Regions from separate parts of the Homo sapiens genome. Here region 2 is linked to region 1. A link is an interaction called in ENCODE POLR2A ChIA-PET data of the cell type or tissue named here. Cell type or tissue: IMR-90. All regions are shown on one strand.

Region 1 (5,000 bases):
GGATTATGTTTCAAAAATAATTTTAATAAGTAGAGAACAGTTTTGCTCCTTCCATTAAACGTATGAATTTTACAAATTATGGTGACGTATTTTTCTCTCTGGGTAAATATGAGTAATACAGAGAACAATGTGTGAAACAAATGGTTCCTGGAAAAATAGGAATAAACAAAAAGTACTGATCAGTACTGGTGGCTACCCATAATCAACACCACTAGTCAAATTCTCAATAACCACATAGAAAGAGAGTTTAAGTGTATATACTGAGGTAAGTGTCTTACAGAGGAACTTCATCTTCACATGATTTACCCTTTATCTCCTAGGACATGAGACTTCTTGATGACTCTACTAATTATAATGAGATATAATTGGAAATTTATCTTGGACCCAGCTTAGCTGTCCCCAGATTTCTGACCCACAGAAACTGTGAGATAATAGTTTTGTTTTAAGCCATTAAGTTTCAAGAATAATTTGTTATGCAGCAATAGTAATTAGTACACCAAGAATGATAATGTTAGGGAAATGAAGTTTAGGTGTATATTTGGCCCATATCCCAATCAGGAATCTATTGACAGATAGTGCAGAATTAGCTGCTTAGGCTAGAAATAGAACTCTTTTTCGTTTGTGTCTGTTAAGATTTGTGCTAGGAAGTTTTGTCTGCTAACCTCACTCTAACCCATAGATAAGAATAAGCACAAGCAATAGAATAAGAAGAGAGCTAATAAAGAAATAAAATGTGGATTTTAAATTCCAGAAAAAATTTGAAATGCTTTAAATTTTTTGGTTTTTGTATAAATGCAATAATAAATTCAAATTATTGTTATTTTGAGCATGTGCTTTGTCTATTAAGGAGTTTAAAGCATTATCAGGAGATTATAATATAGTAGATTTGTTTTAAATTGAATTTTACAGTAATACAAGTAAATAAGTTTGTAGTCAATGTTCAAATATTTGGATAAATGTTGATTTATTAATTATGTAAATACAGTGTAGATATTTACAGGAATGATAATTTTTAATGCTTGAAAGACTATTACATGTTCAATGTTTTAATTAGATAAGTAAATTGGACATTAAGGATACTCTTATTGATACATTAAAGCTCCCTGGACATCCCTATGTTGTAAAGACTCAATCCACTTTTAAAATGTAGATTTTATTTATTTATTTGTTTGTTTACTTTTAAAGACAAGATCTCGCTATGTTGCCCAGGCTGGAGTTCAGTAGCTATTGACAGGCACAATCATAGTGTAACATAACCTCTAACTCCTGGGCTCAAATAATCCTTCAGCCTTAGCCTTCAGAGTAGCTGGGGCCATAGGTGAATGCCACTGTGCCCGACCAAACCCACTTTAAGAAACAAATACTTTCTTTTCTGTAGAGAAACTAGAAGTAGAAAATGCTGAGAGTTGTAGGAGATTGTGGGATAATTCATCTGGTGACAGATCCATAGCAACCACTGTCCAGTCTGCTGGGGGCTGACAGCTTGCTCTTTCCCCAGGCCTGAGTCTCATTCTACATGGAGAGTACTAACTAGTATGACATTCATGGCCTCTTCCCATGGTGACATTCATGATCCTCTTCCTTACTCCTCATTACAGAAGAAAGAGTGACTTCTTTAAAAGCTGAGTTTGGAAGGAGGAACTAGGAAGGTGTATTTTAGTCCTCACATCTCTTATTTCTTTTGCGATCTAGCTGCACAGAGAAGTTTGGTTCCTCCTGGCATAAGTTTTACAGGGCAAACCTTCCACTTCGGGATGCTTACGGTAGCCAGTTTTTCTGTGACTGAATGAGTAAATATGAGAAAAGGCCCTAACCTGTGGGGCATTCAAAGTAATAAAAGGGATATTTAAATTTCTGTCTGCTTGATTCTTCTTAATTAGTCCAAAATGAGGCTATGAAAGAGGGTGCTGTTTATTACTCCCATCCCAACATTGTTGTACCTTTAAACCATAAGAACATAGCTTAAAATTTACAAGGCTTTTCTGATTTGAATGTAGTTACTCACAAATGACGACTATTGTGATGTTATGTAACTTCTCGTCATGAATATAGTTCCCCTTCCACAATTTTATATCTAGAGTTAGATTTGCATTTTTTTTTTTTACCACAACAAGCACATATTTTCACAACTTTGGCAGAACTGTGTTATACTTTCCATCATTCTATGATTTCAGCTCCTTACAATATCATTCTTAATGGGTGAACACTGTTTTTCTTTTATTTGTTAATGGCGTTCATGATACCCATGGTTATCATTGCTAAATGCTATTATGATAATTTGTCATTTTTTTCAGGTGGTAAAATGTACTGTTTAATGAGAAGTGTGTTGTTCAATCTGATATACAGATACTGTATTAATTTGGGTTTCCTTAGGCAGAATCTGAGACATAACTTTGAATTATGTCAGTTTATTTGGTAGTGGTGGGGAGGAATCATGGCTTAAAATGAGGAGAATGAGGCAAGAAATGATGGAAAGTTGGTAAGTGATGTATTATTGTGTTGGTATGTACAACTGGAGCTTGATCCTACTGGGGATCCTCTCAGGAGCCATGTAAAATGCACTCACAATTATCACTCCAAAGGACCAGGAGACTGGGAGGACAGGGGACAGGGTCCTTTTTCTATTGACTCTCCTCAATTGGTGGAGGGTTAACTTCCCCCAACTTCTGGGCTGCCTCCTGTGGCAGCATAATGAAGAAAGGTGGGGTGGCAAGAGCAGAAGTTTGAGACAGGTAAAGATGCCTGCAGCTTGCACAAGATCTGTCTTTCCACCACAGCTGCAGCTGAAACCCTCATGTGAACTGACAGGATGTGGTACAAGGCTTACAAAGCATCTGCTCCAAGTATGATTCAGAAAATATTAAAAAGAAGAAAAACATTTGCCACATTCATCCCATCAATATGTGGCTTAACTGTTGGCTTGGTATAACTAAACAATCATTTGCAATGCTTTCAAATTCCAGAACTGTCAGATATATCTGTATGTCTGTATTTTTGTTTTAATCTATATCTATTTTTAGATATCTAATTTATTTTAATCTATTTATCTATGTATCTATATATGTATGTATGTGTCTACTACCTATCCATCTCTCCACCGATCCGGTCAAAATTTTCTTTATATTGCACTGACTTTGAGGGCAGTCCCCAGGGAGGAAACTGAATGTGAAAACTTAAGTTATTTAGGGGTGGATATTAACAAGAACCTCTTTCTTGGAGGCCAGTCAGAATTTGGATGGGATGAGGAACTTAAGCTCTAGAAAAAAAAGTTGTAATTTGTAGGCCAGATTCTCTAAGTCCAGGTTTTTCTGTGCATATTTTTGTTTTGTTATCCTCTGGCATTAAATAAAATCTTGTTGAAATGTTCTAGTTTGTTCTCTATTGTGCTCATGGATATTAAGTAAAAGATTTGATATTCACAACTGGTTCTTAATTTTAAGAGACCATAGCACTTACATGATCTGTTGTGGTAGTAGTTTAAGAGTAAAGGAATCTACAAGAGGAATCTCAAATTCACTACTGTGGAGATTGTCCCTTTTTTGTCTTTTGTTGAGAAAGGTAGCAATTTTCTACAGGGTCTCAATGTGGAAAGTTAAAGGTCTCTTTAAATATTGTTTCACCTTCTACAACAGTTGATTTAGTTCATCCATTTTCTAAATCACATTAATTCAAAACTGTGTTATACACTGAAATAATACATGTAAGGTTTAATTCTTCCCCATAAATTGTTTTATTTTAGTGATCTATTGAATAATTTAGTATCAGGGATGGGTTCAGAAGCTGCTTTTATTAACATTTTCATAAACTGTGGAAAAGAAAATGTTCACATTGAAGTTCCCAAGTTTGCCAGTGACCTTAAGCTCTTCTGGTTAATGAAAATGCCAAGCTGATGGAAATAAACTGCAGAAAGACTTCACGAAGCTACGTTCATGGACGGAAAATTGATATATGAGTCACAAAAGGGACAAAGATAAAATAATGAGCCAATGCACTTAGAAAAAAAATAATCCAAACTATACCGGCAGAGTAATGGTCTTGGAGTTATCTATTACAGCACAGGGATCATTGTGAACTCTTCTATGAGGACAGGGAGGAGTTCATTAAAGGCTGATGGAATTCTGACAATCACAAGAAAGGGAAAGGAAACAAAATAGAACACAATGTCCTCTTACAGAAAATCAAAGTGCAGATGTGTCTGTTATTCACAGTTCTGATCCCTATATTCAAGAATACGATGAAAAGGAAAGCAAAAGGGGTAAGACATCTGAAACAACCAGGAAGAAGGGCCATGCTGCCACATTAAGTGTAAACTAAAAAGATTTAAACTCCAAAATGGAATGGCGAAGTTTGAGAGAAAATAAAGCCAAAATCTTCAAAATTGTTAAAAATTTTGTTTTGTATGTAAAAACCAGGTAATTATTGTAAAAGAGGTAAAAGAAAGAATAAATCAAAAGAATTTTTATTTGAAAGATTCAGCATAGAGTAGATGTATGAAACTAATTTCTTAGAGAGATAGTACCTGATAAAAGTAGAATTTCCAAAAAGAACTTAATAAACTCTTATAGTACGCATTTAAGTTGTTACTCAAGAAAAAATAATGTTTATTGGATTTATCTCTAGCTGTTTAAGCTGGATATTAATAAATTCTCATTTACTATCCTTTGGTGTTCACCAGAAACAGAGGTAAAAAGCATCTCCTCAGGGCCAATAGCTTCATGAATTGAGAAGTTAAAAATGGAGATGTATAATTATTACATGAGTTTCTGAAACATCTGTCACATCATATTGTTTAGTTATTATTGAGACAAGGCAGTGAACATCCAACAGATTTATCTCCGCAAAACACAGAAATATTTCTCAATATTTTTCTCTCTTAAGCAAATCAATTAATTCTCATCTAGGGGATATTAGCTAATATCAGAAAAATCTCTGCTTAAAACCACTTGGAAACTCAGGAATTTCTCTACGATTTGAGTTCATGTGTTTAAAATAACTGGACT
Region 2 (5,000 bases), 100 kb before region 1:
TATGGATATAGTTCTCTTTCTTAAATACTTGCCTTCTGTTCAATAGAGTTACATAGAATAAATATATATACATTTTATAATTATTCAAGTTGTTTCCAATAACTTTTTACCATTTGTTTACAATGCATTAATATACATTGGTACATTCAATTGTACCAATGATTGTATTTCTGTGGCATAGATTCCTAAAACTGGGATAGATGGGTCAAAGTTTATGTATATTTTATATTACAATATGTATTGCCAGAATCCTCCTCAAAAAGCTCTCCACAAACCCCTTGAGCAATGCATGAAACTCTTGACTCCTCACTTCTAAAGCAACATGGCTCTTCTAGATTTTATAATTTCATAAAAGTGTCTTCAATTATTTAACGAGCTTTGCAAATGAGATTAGACTATTTTGTGTCACTCAGAACGTAGAACTAGTGTAAAGGAAAGTAGCTTTTGGCTTAGTATAATTTTTCTAGCATTAGAGCTACTCATTAATGACATAGACTGCCTTATTAATAAGTTATTTTACTATTTTGGAGGCTGTGCATTGGAAATAACCTTTCTATTAATCATCTTCATACTTACACTATAATTTATTGTTTCTATAGAACATTAATATATTTTGATTTCCATTTATCTATGGATCTCCACTAATCTGTTATTTTATAGATATACATTTTAAAAACAATTTTGTTTTAATTTATATTGATATAAATAGAAAATTTACATTAATCCCAAAATATTCTCCCATTTTCTCTCTCTCTCTTTCACACACACATCTCCATCTTCTCCTTCGCACTTTGGAAAAATAGAATATTATGGGACACATTATTTACCTAGAAGTGTGTAATACAGTTACCAATATCCTAATTAGTTATCTTTTACAGATTATTTACCAACTTAATATTCATGTTAACATGTAAATGCTTAACTCAGGCATACCTGTAAACATAATAGAGAGCTCTTTGTTTTGATATATTTCTATTATCTTAGATAATATCAGTGATGCTGGAACTAAACTTTTAACCACCACATATTCCTCCCTCCCTCCCCCATAACTAAATTTTGGTATGCCAATCAAAGGAGAAGACTTTGAAAACAAGACAATGGAATAGTTTAAACTAAAGGTTAGAATTTATTTTAATAGAGGCTGCAGGTCTTAGCCAGGAAAAGAAGGTATTAGAACAGTAAACACCACAGACCCCAGAATTTGATGGTAAAATATCTTGGCAACAATAAGAGTATACACCATCTCAAGGACAGATGACTTGATATTTCCCAGATGTCACTGTTTAGTGTGTCACTGTCCAGCAGCAGCCACTGATTAGAAAAAGTCCTTTCTCCTCCTGAAGGCGCATGGCCGGCATTGAAGGCAGTAGGGGAGATGTTGGCAAGGTACCGGAGCAGGTGGCAGCAGCAGGTGTGATGGGCTAGAGATGACAAGGGCACAGAGTGTGCTGTTGGCAAGCTGTCAGTAACCAGAGTTCAGGAACTAGTGATAGCAGAGAAATTGCAGAGACGGTGACATGGGGATAAAGAAGCAGGACAGGACAGACTGTCATAGCAGGATGATAGGTACCCCGCAAACAAGCACAAACAGGGAACGTGATGAGAGTGGAAGTGGTGGCCTGCAGCCCCAAATTGGCTTGGGAGGATCATACCATGATGACAGGGAAGCCTGCAGTACTCCAGCAGACATGAGAGTCACCCAGAGCTTATATGCCAGAAGGCAGGTGATACACTGCAGCCACCATGGAGAGTGGAAAACAAAGAGAAATGAACCTTAATGATATTTTATTTTTCATTTATTGTTGATGCTTTGCTCTTTTTCCACTCAGGGGACAATAATCCAAAAGGAGCCCTTGGGCATCCACAAATACTCTAAGAACCCAGAGTTCTTAGCCTAGAAATCAGAGATTGAACATGTTGTTAGAGCTCCAATTCTATAGCCATGTTAAGACCATATATCAAGATGTTTAATTACAAATGATTGTAAAGTAATTCTGTCATATGATTCAACTGAGTAAATATTTACTGATGCCTGATTGCTGCATTAAACTTCTAAAAAATAGCAAGTCACTAAGGACTCCTGCAATGCAGGGTTTGGGTTCTGCCCTGACACTATGTAACAGTACAATGTGCAGACATTTTAATTCAATATGATGGAATTCCATCAATATTTTATTATGTTTGCCATGACAAATTGTCTCACACAAGAAGGTAGTCCTCAAGGAGGATAGTATTCCAAAAGTGTCAGACCTGCTCAGGGGAGGGTTGAGTCACAAAGCAGAGTTTAATTTCGGTACCTTACGATAAGTTTTCTGAGACAATAATAATTTTAAAGGTGACGTTTTTAAAATCATCATGAAAAAAGTTTTCAACTTGTAATGACAAAATTTTTTAAATGTATTAAAAGTGTTTACTAAAATAATAGTACCCAGGTATGATTCTGGGTGCTAGAGATTTGATAATAAATAACAATAACAACAAAACAACCATGACCTTTATGAACTAAATTCCAATAGAGCGAGGCAAATGATAAATGAACCACTTAAAAAAAATTTGGCCTGGCACAGTGGCTCACGTCTGTAATCCCAGCCCTTTGTGAGGCCCAGGCAGGAGGACTGCTTGTATGCAGGAGTTCAAGACCAGCTGGGCAACATAGCATGGCCCCGTCTCTATAAAAAATAAAAAAAAATAGCCAGGCATGGTGGCACATGCCTGTAGTCTCAGCTACTTGAGAGGCTGAAGTGGGAGGGTTGCTTGAACCCAGACGGTTGAGGCTGCAGTGAGCCATGACCGTGTCCCTGAACTCAGCCTGGGTGACATAGCAAGACCCTGTCTTAATAGAATAGAATAGAATAGAATAGAATAGAATAGAATAGAATAGAATAGAATAGAATATTTTTCATAGTAAGCAGGATGGAGATATCAGGTGGGAGGAGGAAGTGTTGTTAAATAACAACTGGTGGTCAAGGGAGGCATTTTTAATAAATTGCCATTCAACAGAAAAATGGAAAGTGAGGAAGCAAGTTGCACAGCTATGGAGAGAAAAAATGTTCTGGGAAAAAAAAAAAAAAAAAAAACATGCTTGATGTAGTCCAGAAAGAACAAGGAAGCCAATGTGATTGGCAAAGAGTGAGAGAGAACAAGACTGGTACAAGAAGAGGTCAAAGGAAACAGTGATCATTATCATGTGTGATCTTATAGATAATGGCAAGGATTGCAAATTTTATTCTGAAAGATAAGGGAAGCCAATGAAGGGTTCTGAGCAAAATTACATGGTCTGAATTAATTTTCAAAATGATCTCTCTGGAGTTGGGTAGAGGATAGACTGTACAGGACACAAGGGTGAAAGCCAGAAGTACTATTAGGAAACTATTGAAATAATCCAGTCCTAAGAGAATGCAGCTTTGACTGACGCATTTGCATTGGAGGGGATTGAAAGGTTGGATATTGGATACATGTTGAAGACAGAGCAGCAGGAGTGGCTGATAGATAGAAAGTGTACAGTACAAAAGAAACAGAGGAAGATAGGAATGACACCAAGTGTTTTGAATTAAGCTACTTTGCAGAATGGGTCCATTAACTTAGAAAGGACAGATTGCTGTAAGAATAGGTCTGGGGGATAAAATTAGGAGTTCTGTTTTGGCTATCTATTAGGTAAACACGTGACAATGTTAAATAGGTGTTGATTATAAAAGTCTGGAGTTAGAGAGAAGTTGATCCTAGAAATATAAATTCAGAAGCCATCAGCATATAGATGAAATTTAAAGCCATGAGACTAGATGAGGTCACCCAGGAAACTAGTATAGTTAGAAAAGAGATCAAAATATTTTAAAGTTAAGCCATGAATAAAATGAAAGCAAGACACTGAAAATCCCCAGCCAGTGAGGTAAGAGACAAACTGAGAGAGGTGGCCAGCAACCAAGAGAAGAAATTATTTCAAGAAGCAGGAAGTGATCAATCATGCTAAATGTTAATACTTGTCAGATGAGAAGAACTGACCATTAAATTTGACAACATGACATACTATTATTGTGAGTGATGAGAAAGTTTGGTTGAACTCTCTGAGCTCAAGAGAGAGCAGGAAGAAAAGATTTGGTGATTTCTAGAGCAGAAAATTCTCTCACTCATTCATGAATTTTGTTGTTTATGGGGATCAGAGAAAGGCAGGAGGTAGCTAGAAGGAAATATGGCAATGAGAAAAATATTTTTAAAATAGGAAATATCAACAGTACAATTGTATGAAGGTAGAAATGATTCGATAAGAAGAAAACTTGGGGATGTAAAGGAGGAAGGGGAGAGGTGCTGGGGAGGGGCAGGTTTCAGTACAGGGTTTCTTTGCCTTGGCACTACTGACTTCCTGGACCCTCGACCAGACAATTCTTTGTTGAGGGGGCTCTTCTGTATATTGTAGGATGTTTAGCAGCATCTCTGCCCTCTACCTACTAAATGCCATAATCACCTGCTCCCTCTCATTGAGTTGTAACAACCAAAAATGTATCTAGACGTTTGCCCTTTGAGGGAAAAAATCACTCCTGGTTGAGAAACACGTGTGTATGACTTGCTCTTAGGTAAAGGTACAGAGAGTCTGTCTATCATATCAGGAGGAAAAGCAGGGAAATGGTCATGGATACTGGTAACCTTGAAGATGGAGTAGTGGGAATATATGAAATTACTTCTGATTGTTTCTGTTTCATTTGAGAATGAGAATGGAAAAAATGCACTGGAGATTGGAGAGGAGAAGAGCAGCATCTAGGAGAGTGGGAGGGTGAATAGTCTAGGGAGATACAGTTGGATTGCCAGAGAGCTAAAGGTAATGGTAATGAATTTAAAGTAAAAACCAGTCAGTATGCTTAAGGCATTGTATCTATGGTTGTGGGTGGAGGACAAGCTCATCAGAGGAAAGCAGATTGAAAAAACTGAGAGGCAATCATACTGAAGGATATACAATATGGATATGGAAATAATTATGAAGAGAAAGAACAGAAATAATGAGGGAGAGA

The links. Peaks named below come from ENCODE experiments on the same cell type or tissue, not always from the same donor. Only the 100,000 strongest peaks of a DNase experiment are listed, where the experiment ranks them.
Region 2: POLR2A ChIA-PET joins it to region 1 with 5 read pairs; 2 of 35 experiments call an interaction of 5 or more read pairs at or near these places.

Annotation. Positions count from the first base shown.
Region 1 is chr4:80,136,911-80,141,910 of GRCh38, reverse strand. No RefSeq gene overlaps it. Among named protein-coding and RNA genes, the nearest start is that of PRDM8-AS1, 58 kb to the left of the region's middle. In IMR-90, no CTCF peak of the experiment used is centred here; a DNase peak (open chromatin) is centred at 2,810.
Region 2 is chr4:80,240,143-80,245,142 of GRCh38, reverse strand. All of the region lies in intron 1 of LOC124900725 (a long non-coding RNA gene), which reads right to left. Among named protein-coding and RNA genes, the nearest start is that of FGF5, 24 kb to the left of the region's middle. In IMR-90, no CTCF peak of the experiment used is centred here; no DNase peak of the experiment used is centred here; H3K27ac peaks cover 704 bases.